Linked DNA regions of Homo sapiens: region 2 is linked to region 1. Evidence: chromatin loops called from intact Hi-C (ENCODE). Cell type or tissue: endothelial cell of umbilical vein. All regions are shown on one strand.

The links. Hi-C counts contacts between places; a loop is a spot of excess contacts. Peaks named below come from ENCODE experiments on the same cell type or tissue, not always from the same donor. Only the 100,000 strongest peaks of a DNase experiment are listed, where the experiment ranks them.
Region 2: a loop joins it to region 1, with 9 times the contacts of the local background. A loop is called at or near these places in 25 of 110 quality-filtered maps.

What each region holds. Positions count from the first base shown.
Region 1 is chr7:123,363,170-123,371,169 of GRCh38, reverse strand. No RefSeq gene overlaps it. Among named protein-coding and RNA genes, the nearest start is that of SLC13A1, 170 kb to the right of the region's middle. In endothelial cell of umbilical vein, a CTCF peak has its summit at 3,448; a DNase peak (open chromatin) is centred at 3,439.
Region 2 is chr7:123,205,296-123,213,295 of GRCh38, reverse strand. No RefSeq gene overlaps it. Among named protein-coding and RNA genes, the nearest start is that of SLC13A1, 9.3 kb to the right of the region's middle. In endothelial cell of umbilical vein, no CTCF peak of the experiment used is centred here; a DNase peak (open chromatin) is centred at 3,325.

The DNA of each region.
Region 1 (8,000 bases):
GTGATTTATAATAAATAATGCCACTGCAATATGTAAACAATTAGGGATGACTGTATTAAAAGATATAACAGAGAAGTATGATTGCATTTACGAAGAATCACTACAAACAAAATGACCACAGATATAGATCGGCACACACGCTGTATTAGTGATTCAACTTCCACAAACAACATTGCTGTCTATGATATATTTACGTGAAATGGTGATATTTTCTTTGTAAAATTCTGAAGAACGCAAAGTAAAATAATTCCCCTAATTTGCATGGTAGTAGCATTCTTGGGAAAATTTGGCATGATTAAAATTGTGTAAAAAGTACTTCATGTATTTTTGTCATGAGGAGGTTGATTCTAGGCTTAGATAATGATAAGTGAAGTTTTTCACCTATTTAATGTCAGGCACATTATTCACAGATTCTGTCGAATGTGGCACAATTCTTCATTTATCTGGACTGCCCAGTGCATTGCACTCTGGCTTGTACCCACCAAATTCAATAGCACCTTTCAATCACTGACAGCCAAAAATACTGCTTCCAACCACACAGCATTTTAGAACTCCTTTATGGCTATGGGACAGTACCTGCCTGTTGAGAGTCACTGGTCCCAATAAACAGCAGTGGGCTCAGCAGCTGTGATGGGCCTCCAGCCTACCTGTGTCATCACATACTCTTTGTGCCATCATGACTCTGTCATTACTCACTTTAATTCTTACATTATCTGTATCCTATGTGCTTTTTAAGATTAAGAATAGTAATTGGAAGACCGGAAAGAATCTTTGGCATCTGCCATTTTCACTGGATTAAGATCGCTAACGATGAGAAAACTTTTTGAAATGGGCCTATTTGTGGAGCTTACACATTTTTCTGTGGGTTCTTAAACCTCCATGAGAAGGTTAAATCTAGATGAATGGTTGGAGTTGGGGGTTACACTTAGAGGGTCTTATTTATGTCCACCAAGGGAAATAAACAGGGATAATTGGTTGAGGAATCCATGTCAGAGCCATAAGCCAGGAGCCAAAGAGATCAGATACAAATGCCAGATCCAAAGTGGGAAAAGTAAGCTTAAAAAAATGAGTCTGAGGCCAAGAATCAGGATAAAAAGATGAACTGTACTGAAGCAGGAGATGAGGAACAAAAGAAGAGGGGCCCAAAGAGATTTTGGTGTTTGTAGTTTGTGTTTATGGGACAGTAGGTATGTAGCTCACCCTTGGACGAAACCATATTAAAGTAGAGTTGGAACAGACACCTTTCAATCACTAGCATATAGGCGGTTTTATACAGATGTGACATAGAAGGCAGGTCTGTTGACCATATATTTTAACAAATTGCTAAATGGAAGTTTGTTTGGCTCATGGTTCCGCAGACTATGCAAAAAACATTGTGCCAGCATTCGCTCCTCTTGAGGGCTTTAGGAAGCTTCTGTCATGGTAGAAGCGGATGGGGAGCTGGTGTGTCATGGGGAGAGAGGAGAATGTGAGATAGAGAGAGGGAAGGGATACAGTGTTCTTTTGAACAAACAGCTCTTGCGTGACCAAATAGAGTGAGAACTCACTCATTACCTCAGGACAGTACAAAGCTATTCATGAGGGATCTGCCCCCGTGACCCAAACACCTCCCACTAGGCCCCAACTCCAACATTGGGGATTGCATTTTAACGTGAGATTTGTAGGGGTCAAATATTCAAACTATATCAGGGTGCTTACACTCAATCAGTTCAGCTCTTTTAAATACCAAGACTCTTTGAAGGCTCTTACCACATTCTTCTAAGGTATCTACCTCTTTCCCTCAGGTTGTGGTTGTGAACCTCAGCAAGGCTGTAGTTCTCAATACCACCAACTTCCACAGGCCCAAATCGGTTCATTTATGGGATTCCTATTCTACATACCTTGGGAATGGGAAAGTGGAACTTTAGGGGGTAATGGGGTAGTGGTGGAGGTGTGGTGGTACTTATATGGAGTTCTGCCAAAACTGTACATCTCAATAAGCCCTTCAAAGAAGAGTTGGTCCTGGTAGTTGTAAGTCGTCTGATCTTAAATATGAGTAGTGTGTGCCCAGCATGAATCTTAGTGGTCAATTTCTGGCAAACAAAATCCCATGTGTTATCCGACACCATCCTATTTATACGTATATGTCAAGGTAACATTTTGGGGTATTTCAGTAAGTTTTAAGAAACATGTCTTCATGTGATTTAAATCTCATTAGTAGCATGTTTGTGAACTAATTAACTGACTTTCCAGGATGGGCTTTTTGATAGCATGTAGGTATAAATGTATAAAAATTCCCTAAAGGACCATAAATAAATTTATTTCCTTCATTGTTACTACATGATCTTTAATGTCAACTGGTTATCTAACAAAGGTCTTCTTGTAGTAGACACACAAAAATAAAGTTTAGAAAATAAGACCCATAGAAAAAGATTAAAGGGTTATTCAGAAAAACTGAGAACCATCTTGGTGATCATCCTCAAGAATAAAGAGAATATTGGTGAATTATTCTTCATAAGGAATAGAAAGAAGAGTGAATAAAGTGTTAACGGCAGTACTTGAATAGGTCAGAAATTCCAGCCCCTTGGAAACTGTCAAGGATTGCATTGGCAATGACAGATGTTTGGTATTGTTCTCTCTAGATTAAAACAGGATAATTCCCTCATCTGTTTGCTGTGATCTGGGACATGTTAACTAAAGCAGGTAGACAAATTTGATAGCTTTACTAAAGTTCAGTCAACTGTTGTTAGAAAACCCTCTGTTCTTCAAAATAACAGATGTTGGTGAAGCTTCAGAGAGAAGGGAATGCTTACACACTGTTCGTGCTAATGTAAATTAGTTCAGCCACTGTGGAAAGCAGTTTGGAGATTTCTTAAAGAACTTAAAACTGTGATTCAACCCAGCAATCCCATTACTAGGTATATACACAAAGGAACATAAATCATTATACCAAAGAGACACATGCACTCTTATGTTTATCGCAATACTATTCGCAATAGCAAAAACATGGAATCAACCTAGTGCCTATCAATAGTGGATTGGATAAAGAAAATATGGTACATATACACCATGGAATACTACATGGCCATAAAAAGAATGAAATCATGTCCTTTGCAGCAACATGGAGGCAGCTGAGGGCCATCATCCTAAGCGAATTAATGCAGGAACAGAAAACCAAATACTGCATGTTCTCACTTACAAGTGGAAGCTAAACATTGGGTACATATGGACATAAAGATGGGAACAATAGACACGGGGTCTACTAGAGTGGGGGACAAGGGCTGAAAAACTACCTATTGGATAATATGTTCACTACCTGGATTAAAGAATCATTTGTACACCAAATCTCAGTGTCATGCAATATGCCCATGCAACAAACCTGTACATGTTAGTCCCTGAACCTAAAATAAAAGTTGAAATTACGTAAATGCATTAAAAAAGAAAACTTCTGTAATTCTTAGAACAGCCTCTGGAGGTCAGGGTTGAGGCATGGCGCACAGCTAAGCTCCCCAACTCGCTGCCTAGCCAGTCAAAATAAGGCAGACACTAATACTTTGGTTCTCCATCTGGTACCATTCATGAGCTCTAAGTTTGTTTACTCAAAAACTGTATTTAAACTAATAAATTAATGTGCTGCTATTGAAGATTTGAAAATACATTTAGCTTATACATTTAAGTAAGAGTCCATATTAATTTCTTTAAAACAAATAAGGTAGAGCTTTAAGAACATTTTTAAAAAATCTATGTAGACCTTGAAATGTGTAAAGATTTGTAAAATCACGTATCTTAAAAGTTAAAGTACTTCAACTTTAATAGGATCATTTGAAGTTTTCTCACGTTCCTAAAATTTAGGGTTGCAATCATTCTCTTAATTCAAAAGCATTTGAAAGCTCTCCAAATAATATTAAAATCATTTGGAACAAGACAGAATAATTTACCATTATTATTGTACTTCAGTGGTTTTTCAGCCCCAGTTCAGAGGATGGCAGGCAGCCAAAAGACATCCTCTACACCGTTTCTCCTGAGCATCAGCAATCCAAAATTCAGGCAAGTTAGAGGAGGGTTCGTCTAAAGTGCTTTGCAATGTTTTGGAGCTACCATCTTTCCTGTTCTCTGGTTATTTTCTGATTTCTTCCATTTTTGATTTTTTAAACAGTGCTCCCAGATATCCTTGAATATTTGGGGAAAATATGAAAGGTAATATTACCTTTTTAAACATCTAAGTGTGAAATTGCTATATTTGGTTGTATATTTCAAGCTGCTTCCAAATATTATTGAGAAAGAATATGCTCTGGTAATAAACATTAGTTTACCCTGAGACAAGTGTGTTGTTCTTTACATTAGATGATCTTGCTGAACCCTTCTGGGACTGAATTGTCCCTGGCAACTTGCTGTGAGCCATCTGCTTGTTCTCACACTTTCATGCTACATTTTTCATGAATAGAATGGGTTAATTAAATTGGGTTTGTGGAAGCTGAAATAGTAAACAAATTAAATTTCCAAATAAAACTAAAAATCTATGATGCCATTTAAAAATAACCTGTACTTAATTTGTTTAAAACCTGGAGCGGTGGCTCACACCTGTAATTCTGGCACTTTGGGAGGCCTGGGTGGGCAGATTTTTTCAGTCCAGGAGTTTGAGACCAGGCTGGGCAACATGACAAAGCTCCAATCTCTAGAAAAAATACAAAAATTAGCTGGGCATGCTGGCGTGCACCTGTGGTCCCAGCTACTCGGGAGACTGAGGTGGGAGGATTGCTTGAGCACAGGAGGTTGAGGCTGCAATGAGCCAAGACCACCCCATTCTACTACAGCCTAGGTGACAGAGCAAGACCCTGTGTAAAAAAAAAAATTGTTCGGAGATATTAAAAGAAAAATTTTGAAGACTGTTATTCTTCCTGTTATTTTCACATATAGTGGAACACATATTAGATGAGTCATTCTTTATTCAATGTTTATCTGTCGTGGCAAAAATTATTTGAATACAACTTGGGTTTATTCAAAATGAAAAAAACAATGTTCACTTTGCCTCAGGATAGCAACTCTTTCTAATCTTATTTTTTAACCTAAAAGTAAAGACAGTGCATGTCAACCTGATATCCAACTATCTTTCCTGTGGGTGTTTTTTCTTTTTTTTTTTTGTCTTGTTAGATGGGATGGCTTCGTTTATTTCTACTTTTTCCTAGCAGTTGAAACTTCCACTCATCAAAGTAGTGGTTGCTTATCTACTACCCCAAGCAGATAGATGCATGTACACCCCAAAAGCATATCAAGCTGAACATATTCAATTTCTCATATTAGACTGATTTGGGAGACTAAAGAAGGTTTGGGGCCAAGACTAGCCGATTTGAGGTTAATTAAATCTACATAAAGTAATTATTTACCTCTGGTGAATATAGTGCTTCTAAGGGATGTAGCTGCAGTGAGGATTGAAAGGCATGAGTTTCGGCCGGGCGCGGTGGCTCAAGCCTGTAATCCCAGCACTTTGGGAGGCCGAGGTGGGCGGATCACGAGGTCAGGAGTTCGAGACCATCCTGGCCAACATGGTGAAACCCCGTCTCTACTAAAAATACAAAAAAATTAGCCTGGCATGGTGGCGGGCACCTGTAGTCCCAGCTACTCAGGAGGCTGAGGCAGGAGAATGGCGTGAACCCGGGAGGCGGAGCTTGCATTGAGCCGAGATCACGCCACTACACTCCAGCCTGGGTGACAGAGTGAGACTCCGTCTCAAAAAAAAGAAAGGCATGAGTTTCTTCCCTCAGTGCAATTAAAATGGGAATGAGGGTGGGGCTATAGTAAGCTCTAGATAGACAGTTGGGAAGTCCCACCTTATTTCTAGGAGACGTGATAAAAGGCAAATTCTGAAACCTCTGGCAAATCTTCCATTCATTGGAAATATTAAGCATTTGGGTTTGCTAATTAGTAAAATATCATGTGGCTCCAAACTTCTGCAATTTTTGAAAAGGCAACTAGCCATAGATTTTGGTAGTTGTGTCTAAGTAGATTACAAATTGAGCATTTCTGCCTGCCCAGGAGGCACGGCCTGGGGTTCGCTGCCCCAAATGTCTCAAATGTTGGTGTTGTGACAGCTGGTATCACTTTGTCCCATAGAGAGTCCTTGTGTTTCCAGACATGGGAGCCCTGTAACATTTTTGGAGTAACTCTCTTTCACTTACTGATTGATTTCAATCCACTTTCTCTTCTAAAATGATGCCTGGTGCATATTAGTCAAATTAAGTGGACTACAAATTTGTCTTTCTTAAAACATCAATATGAATATATGGGTAATTTATCCTTTGTAAAGTGAGACCAATATAATAGAAATTCATCCTAAATATGCACGCAAAAAAGATGAGAGTAATGGTGTTTAATCTTAAAAATTAACATTTGTGGAAGTAATGAGGAAAGTGTGAATTAAAAGGGAAAGCTGCTTTTGACCTGGGTTTCAAGAGTGTCTGCTTCTGGATGGGGTCAACATATATCCTCCAATTTGCAGATACAGAAACCCAATTTTCTCATTTTAGTCAGGAGTAAGTAAATTCTGGGAGAGACTGAGTCATCCTGAAGGAATTCATTTATATATAAGAATGCCAATTTTTATAATAAAATTTAAGAAATCAATTAGAATCCCACTTGATCTGGTTAGTAAATTGTGTTTCCTATAAAAAAGTTTCTTTATGAAATTAAATCAATATTGGAATACTTGGTAACTATGACATTATAAAATGGGGAGTCGCACAGCCTTCTGGGACAGTTCAAATAATAATAAAATTAAGGAGTATCGTCATCCATCTCTACTACAGGACTTTTTTTTTTTTTTTTTTTTTTGAGATGGAGTCTTGATCTGTCGCCCAGGCTGGAGTGCAGTGGTGTGATATCGGCTCACTGCAACCTCCGCCTCCCGGGTTCATGCAATTCTCCTGCCTCAGCCTCCCGAGTAGCTGGGACTACAGGTGGGCACCACCACGCGGGGCTAATTTTTTGTATTTTAGTAGAGACAGAGTCTCACCGTGTTGCCCAGGCTGGTTGTGAACTCCTGAGCTCAGGCAATCTGCCCACCTCGGCCTCCCAAAGGTCTGGGATTAAGGCGTGAGCCACAGCGCCTGGCCAGGACTTTATTTATTTCTAAATGAATCTTAAAGGGTCTTTTAGACAGTGATGGTGACACACTAGTGATTTTTTTTTTAACTATTGAATCTGTATATTTATAAGGAATTACCAATCACCGTAAACTTTAGTCCAATGGTACTGTACTTTCTCGTAAAAGATGTAGTATTTTTCTTTTTCTTTTTTTTGAGACAGAATCTTGCTCTGTCGCCCAGGCTGGTGTGCAGTGGCGCGATCTCAGCTCACTGCAACCTCCGCCTCCAGGGTTCAAGTGATCTTCTGCCTCAGCCTCCCTGGTAGCTGGGATTATAGGGCGCCCACCACCACGCCTGGCTAATTTTTTGTATTTTTTAGTAGAGACGGAGTTTAACCGTGTTAGCCGGGATGGTCTCCATCTCCTGACCTTGTGATCTCCCCGCCTCAGCCTCCCAAAGTGCTGGGATTACAGGCGTGAGCCACTGCGCCCGGCCAAGATGTAGGTTTTTTCAAGATTGTAGTTCTCCCAATTAATTACATTTTAAAGTGCTTTGTTTCTTTTACAAGGCACCAGAAGGTCCTTCAGATTTAGGAAATATAGTTGTTTGAGTAACCTCTTTACCAGTCTTTTCCTTGGAGGGTTATTTCTTATGGAAATATAAAATCCAATTATGTTTATGCCGGTTATGGTTAGCTTTTGTTTCTTACCAATGATCATAAGTGTGCCTTATTTTGGATCTGAAACCCTTATGGAAGTTTAGAGAAGTGAGTTGACATTGGTTACATGGGCAAATAGTTTCACAACTATATATTGCGTCTCAAGTATTTATTGAAATTTTGATATATGCAATTTAAATGGCAACTCTAATTTAGTCTATTTTTTCACTTTTTTTCCAAGATAGTATTTACCTATGAGACTCTATTTGTCTGTTTTATTT
Region 2 (8,000 bases), 160 kb after region 1:
ATATATGTGTATATATTATATATAATATGTGTATATATATTATATATAACATGTGTATATATTATATATATATGTGTATATATATTATATATATGATATGTGTATATATATTATATATATGTGTATATATATTATATATGTGTATATATATTATATATAATATGTGTATATATATAGATATGTGTGTATATATTATATATGTGTGTATATATTATATATAATATGTGTGTATATATTATATATATAATATGTGTGTATATATTATATATAATATGTGTGTATATATTATATATATAATATGTGTGTATATATTATATATAATAGGTGTGTATATATTATATATAATATGTGTGTATACAATATATATATAATATGTGTGTATATATTATATATAATATGTGTGTATATATTATATATATAATATGTGCGTATATTATATATGTAATATGTGTGTATATATTATATATATGTGTGTATATATTATATATATGTGTGCATATATTATATATATGTGTGTATATATTATATATATAATATGTGTGTATATATTATATATATAATATGTGTGTATATATTATATATAATATGTGTGTATATATTATATATAATATGTGTGTATATATTATATATATGTGTGTATATATTATATATGTGTGTATATATTATATATGTGTATATATTATATATGTGTATATATAATATGTGTATATATAATATATATAATATGTGTATATATAATATATATAATATGTGTATATATTATATATAATATGTGTATATATAATATATATGTGTATATATATTATATACATATATTATATATGGGAGTTTATTAAGTATTAACTCACACAATCACAAGATACCACAACAGGCCATGTGCAGGCTGAGGAGCAGCAACAGCCAGTCTGAGTTCCAGAACTGAAGAACTTGGAGTCTGATATTCGAGGGCAGGAAACATCAAGCATAGGAGAAAGATGTAGGCTGGGAGGCTAGGCCAGTCTCTCTTTTCACATTTTTCTGCCTGCTTTTTATTCTAGCTGTGCTGGCAGCTGATTAGATTGTGCTCACCCAGATTAAGGGTGAGTCTGCCTTTCCCAGCCCAGTGACTCAAATGTTAATCTCTTTTGGTGACACCCTCATACATGCACCCAGGATCAATACTTTGTGTCCTTCAATCCAGTCAAGTTGACACTCAGTACTATCCATCACACCACTGTAGTAGTCTGGATATTTGATTGAATGCTTAATTAAATAAAATCAATTACATTCTTGCCTTATCTTATTCCTAAAAATATCTAAGAGCATTCAAAGGGTACACACAATGCAGAATAAAATAAATAAAAATAAGTTGGGAGAATAAAGGTAAAGGGCAAAAAGTGTAGAAAGACAAAGTCAGAAGTGAAATCAGCACTCAGATGCAGGCCACAGGACCCTTCAAATGAACAGAGATGGACAAAATCTCTTAGCTCTCAGTTTCAGGCAGCCAGTTTGAGAAGGGAATTCACCCATGTCGTGATTCACAAGGTACCCAGCAAAACCCCTAGTAGCCGTATAGGGAACCTTATCTCTGTGGATCTTCAGAGAGGGGACTTTGTAACAGAGTGAATAGTCTTCTCAACAACACCCATATAGAAAACCCAGAGCCATACAGCTGTTTTGAAAGTCACCATTCTAAAAACTTTATGTGTATTTTCCCACTCAGATTCAAACAACCTTGTGAACTAGGTCAATTTTTATCTCCATTTGAAGGGAAGAAAATTTGGACACAGCGTATTAGTCCATTTTCACACTGCTATAAAGGTACTACCCGAGATAGGGTAATTTATAAACAAAAGAGGTTTAATTGACTCACAGTTCTGCATAGCTCGGAGGCCTCAGGAAACTTACAATCATGGCAGAAGGGGAAGCAGGCACCTTCTTCACAAAGTGGCGGGAGAGAGAAGAGTGTATAGGGAAGAGCCCCTTATAAAACCAACAGCTCTTGCGAGAACTCACTCACTCTCACGAAAATAGCAAGGGAGAAAACCACTCCCATGATCTAATTACCTCCCACTGAGTTTCTCCCTCAACACGTGGGGATTATGGGGATTACAATTCAAATAAGATCTGGGTGGGGACACAGATACAAACCATACCAGAGAGGTTAGATGACTGGCGCCAGCTACCACATTCAGTAAATGATGAAGGTGGAATTCAAACACAGGCATTCCAGAGCTTATCCTTCAAAGTGAGTCAAATTATTCAGGAAAAACTATTTCATAAGAGTCATGCAAGACCACCCATGGAAGTAGCTCTGTAGTGCTGTGGCTTAATTTGTGAATATAACAGAAATTCTCAAACTTCAACATACACAGGAATCTCTTTCATAGTTAACAAAGCTGCACAGGGGATTTTAATTATGGTAGACCATTTGAAAACCTCAACTAGAGCAGTGATTTTTCTAACATTAGAATGAATTAGAGTCACCTGGAAGGCTTGTTAAATCAGCGATTCCTGCCCTCCTGACCCCTCCTCGAAGTTTCTGATTCAATACACCTCATGGGGCCTGAGATTTACATTTCTGACAGATCCCCAGGTGATATTCATGCTGTTGATGTTGATGAAGGCCGTTGACCACAGCCTTCGGGCAATCATCATTAGTGATGTTCTAAACAGGATTAAGTATTGGTTGATAAACAGTGAATATAAAATTTTAAATTAAATTAAAATTTTATTTTCTGAGAAATATATGGTTCCATCTTTTGTTATTGGGACAAACGCTAAAAAATAGACTCAGTCCTGATGCACACTATGTGGCTTGTAGACATATGTAGGCATTCTGCTTTTATAAGATTGGTGCAAAAGTAATTGCATTTTTGCCATTACTTTTAATGGCAAAGACCGCAATTACTTTTGCACCAACCTAATATAAGCTAAAAATAAAATCCTAAGCCCTTCAGCCAACTGAATGGACACCTCTCTTGGCCAAGGGGACCCCAGAGAAACCTTAAATACTGAGTTTCTGGCCATGCCTGCACAGGAGGTCAGGCACACCTCATTATACCCACTCCCTTTTGCAATTTAGACACAAAAACTGACCAGCATTAACATTAAAATAAAGATCGTAAGACTAGCAGAATAGATTCTTTGTGGCAATAAGATACCAAATCATAAACATGACCTAAGGCCATGCCATGCAAGAGTTAAGTCATGCACCCCTGAACTTAAAGAATAAACTGTGTTCTAACTGCTACATGGTTTTTCTTTTGCTTTATCAGCTAAACAAGCACTGACCTTGAGATAAGCAATATTGAAAGAATTGCAGCTCACTGCCAGATGATGACTAACCGACACCCTGTTCCACAACCCGTAACAACAGCTTTGATCTAACAAGGTACTGATTCCTGCAACTTTCCAGTGATAAGAGACGGCAAACCAAGGACTGGTTCTGGCCAGTTTACACACTTGAGTGTCTTCATGTCTCTACTTCATCTTTTGACCTATAGGGCCTACTTTTAATACATTTAAATGTTAAGTCTCCTAATGGGTCCTATGTAACATGTATGTTTATTCAATACATATGCATTAGGACCACCTTCATGAATATTCACAGCTCCTCCTGTAACCTGTTGAATATGTATACTTGGCCAAGATATTCAACGTAAATCCCTGTTCCACCCTTCCTTCCCTTGAAGTGCCTGCTAATGACTTTGACTGGAGGTTATGCTTCTTAGCCTGTAAGAATGTCCAACTTGCAGGCTGTAACCCTTTATAAGAAATAATGTCTCCTTTCTAAATTTATAAATTGTGTGATTTTTAAGTGAACACTTTCAAGATATTGGATTATACTATCTGACATAAAGTCTTATTCAACTGTTACACAGCATGGAAGTCACTTCCCACTCCAAGCAGTTTATCAATATATTCTTTCCAGCCACAGAGAAGCCTCTCCCTAAAGACATTTTCATTAGTATTTATTTCTACACATTGCAAAATATTTTGAATGATGAATAGGAATTTTATACATGGACAAAGCTTGGAAGAATGTCTCAGGCAGAAGGCAGAGGCTTGGAAGTGTAAGAACACATGTTTTGTTTAGGATTGGTTTGGTTTTTTTGGGTAGGGTCTGTTTTATAGACAAGCATGAAGTGTGATGCAGGCTGGTGTAGAGAAAAGAGGCTGATGATATAGGCTGGCATTAGAGTCTGTAGGGTCTTTTAAATTATGGAGAAAGATTGGACTCTCTCCTTTCCCAAGTGGAGAGCTCTTGATATGTCTGAACAGGAGTGACACGTTCTGTTTCATTTGAGAAGAGCCCTCTGGTGGCATTGTGGAGCATTCAGCATTGTGGAAGTTGTCAGGAATGGATACAGAGACCAGTTAGGAGACCCTCGAAATAGTGAGAGATGGTGAGAGCCTGAACAAAAACAGTGGTCATGGGGATGAAGGAGATGACAGACATTCAAAGGCAAGTAAAATCGAGAGCACTTAAGGATGGAAGGAGGGAGGGGTGTGAGCAAGAGGAAAGAACCAATGTAATGTTCACATCTCTGGTTGATGGGGGCTGGGTACCTTCTTGGTGCTATGACCAGGTGATCATATATTCCAGTTTGCCTAGGACTTTCCTAATTTTAACACTGAAAGTCCGGTGTTCCAGAAAACTCACAGTCCTGGGTAAATTAGCACAGTTTGCCACCCTAGTGATGAAACTGATATCCTGGTCCCTGAGATCACTACCAGGCCCTTCCATGGCCGCTAAACTGCCCTCTACGCCCTTCTCTGCCAAGTTTTCTAAATTAATGCATTTGTACCCTAGACTCAGTTCCTGATCCAAGAACAGATTACCCACTGGTCAGGACAGCTGCTTGACTCTAGTACAATCATCTAGGGTGCAGTACCTCTACATAGCTCCCTCCTTTCAGTGTCTGCACCCTCTCTCTCACATTCTGGCCAGAAATATCCAACAAGACAAGCTTCTCAGAAGTATCTCTAGCCCCTCTGACTTTAAATATCCTTACTTCTGGAGTCTTGTGCTCTGTGTCCTCCTCATTAGTTGGCAACAAATTATGGTGCATATATGAAGCCAGAATTAGCAGAGTTAGAGAAAGAAGAACACTAGCTTTGGAGTCAAACAGATCTGAATCTGGACTTTGAGTGAGTGAACTCAAGCAAGGTACTTAACCTCTTGAAGCTTCATCTATAAACATGAGATCGTTGTTGGAAATCAATAATATGATGGATACAGAATGCTAGCCATTCATCATTTGATTTTTTTCTTTCTTAGGTCTTTATAATTTTAGATGTTGCCTTTTTCCCCTCAGGAAAGAGTCTGAGATTAATTCATTGTCTCAGCCTTAGTCCTTCCAAATCCACACTCCTTCTTTTCTCAGCAGCTTCTACTGAGACCCCTGGATGTCTGTTGCTGCATCTGCCCAGGACATAACATTCCTGTAGGAGAAAGAAGATTGATCGGGAGGAAATATATTAGTAGTTTCCAATACTGCTATGGTCACACTAACTCCATATATGTTTTGCTGAGTGTCTGATTATGGAATCATACATGCATTCACCCATGTTTTGTTCTGATGCCATTTCCTTTCTGGAAAATATAGTTCTAATTTTTGAATAAATTATTGAAGGATAATTCTTCTTTCTTTGGAGAAATCAATGATACAGTAACTATAATTGCTAATTCTTCTTACTCAGACAAATGCATATTTCAAAGTATAAAGGAAGAATTGGTTGGTGAAGCTGAAAGTAACTTATGCCTTAAAAAACTGTTTATGTCCTTTTTAGTATTTATGCTAGTCAAGGTGTAGAAAGCTTCATATAATCAGCTGAATAACCTAAACTTCTGGAAGGTAGACTTTAAATATTTTATTGGAAATGTGGTTTTGTGTTCCAAGACAGGAGATGGGTAAACAGCATCTTGGCAGTCAACACCATAAGTGTTATTACTATTAACTCTGTATCAGTGAGTTAGATGTCAAACTTGGGGCAGATTCTAGAATGGATTACTGAAAGGAGACAATTCTGTAGACCCAAGTGTGAAAAGGTAAATATCTTGGGTCCCCAAAATCACTAAGGAGAACTGAAGCTGGAAATTGCTTAGGGAAAACCTGCCTCCCATTCTATTCCAAGTTATCCCTCTGCTTCCTGAGATAGATGCATATCTGATTACCTCCTTTGGAAACCATAGTCAGAAACTCAAAAGAATGTGATAGTTTGTGTCTCACCTACCTGTGACCTGGAAGCTCTCTCCCTGCTTAGAGTCTTCCTGCCTTTGCTTCAAGTTGTCCAGCCTTTCCAGACTGAACCAATGTCCTTCTTATATATATTGATTGATGTCCCATGTCCCAAGCTGTGTGTTGACCACCTTGGGTACATGTCATCAGGACTTCCTGAGGCTGTGTCATGGGCATGTCCTCAACCTTGGCAAACTAAACTTTCTAAATTAACTGAGACCTGTCTCAGACTTTTTTGGGTTCACACAAGTTAATAGTAGTACCCAAAAGCTTTCTAGTAAAAGAATTTCAACTTGAAAGAACATACTTGAAGAAGGGAACCTGTTGAGTATAATATCAATGATTTTAGATTAAAATGTAGAGGACACTATTACTAAATATGTGCATAGCATACATGTGATAAATAAGTCCTGGCAATTCAAAGCATATGTACAAACCTAACAAGATGAAAACAAGAAAAATATGCCATATTTATCATTATGACAACATAGAAATTACTTAGCTTTAATACATAAAACATATTTTTGAATGTTTATTGAATAATAAGCTCAATATGTTTCTGCGATGTAAAAAAGCTCATGCAATTTTGCCTGCATTGTTAGAAGAATCATGTCCAGAACCAAGGAGGTGTCAGTCTACTCCTGCTTTTTGCTGCCAAACAGAATCTGAAATAGAACATTCAACTCAGGAACTCAGCCAGAGTCAGAGAGATGAGTGCCCAGGATAGTGAAGAGACTTAACATTTGAGACATGAGGAATAGCTGAAGCAAATGGAAATGGGAAGACTTCAGGTATATACAGGCTGTCACATGGAAGAGAAGTTGAAGTTCTCCCTCTCATGGTCCCAAGAAGCAGAATTAGAACAGTAGATGAAGCCACAAGAAGCCAAATTTTGTCCAATGGCAGAGGGAAAGGAAGTCTAACAGAGAGGAAAGCAGGTATTTAAATATGAAATGAGGAGAAATGAGTCATCCATCAGCAGAGGTATTGAGAAAGAATGGGCTCTTTGGCATGGATATTACATGGAGGTCTAGATCAATTTTCCAAACCAAAGTTACTGTGGTTCTCAGAAAGTCACCCCAGGCCAAGACTCTTGCCATGAGAACTTGTAATTATTTTAGGGACTATGAAAATGGAGATTGTTATGCAAAATAACAGAGCATTCACAATTAATTGCCTCCAATTGCATTTGTCTTATGCTCTACTAAGTCACTTGGAGTTCTTTGCTGTGAATAGGCTCTCTTTCCCTTGTAGAGGCACAGTATTTTATTCATATCAATTCATTCACTAGAAAAATCTGTATTTGGGTCCATTTTAGTAACCTCATTTCTTTTAAAACCTCCCAGAGATCAAACTACTCACTATCATTCGTTTATCTGGGACAAAAGTATAAATCAAGCTGTGTCCTCCTGGCCTATCTGCCAATTAATGTGGTTTAATTGTACAATGATATAAGTTGAGAAGAAAATATTGTTCTGAAAAATGTATCTTTTAGAATCAATGATAAGGAAAATGGATAAAAATGTAAGTATAAATGACTTAGAGTAAATGTTGGTGTGTTTCTTCATGAGGTTGTAAGGCACACATTTTCTTTAAATACTGAATTTTCTTCATAAGCAACCAGTTTGAACCAAAAGCCACCAACCTCATATAATAAAAGAAGCCAACTGGTGAAGAACAGTGAATGCTGTAGCTATGCCAAAGAAAATTATTGTGAGAGGGCAGCCTGGCTAACATCTTATATTCATGTTAATAACATATTGTCAGCTAGTCTAT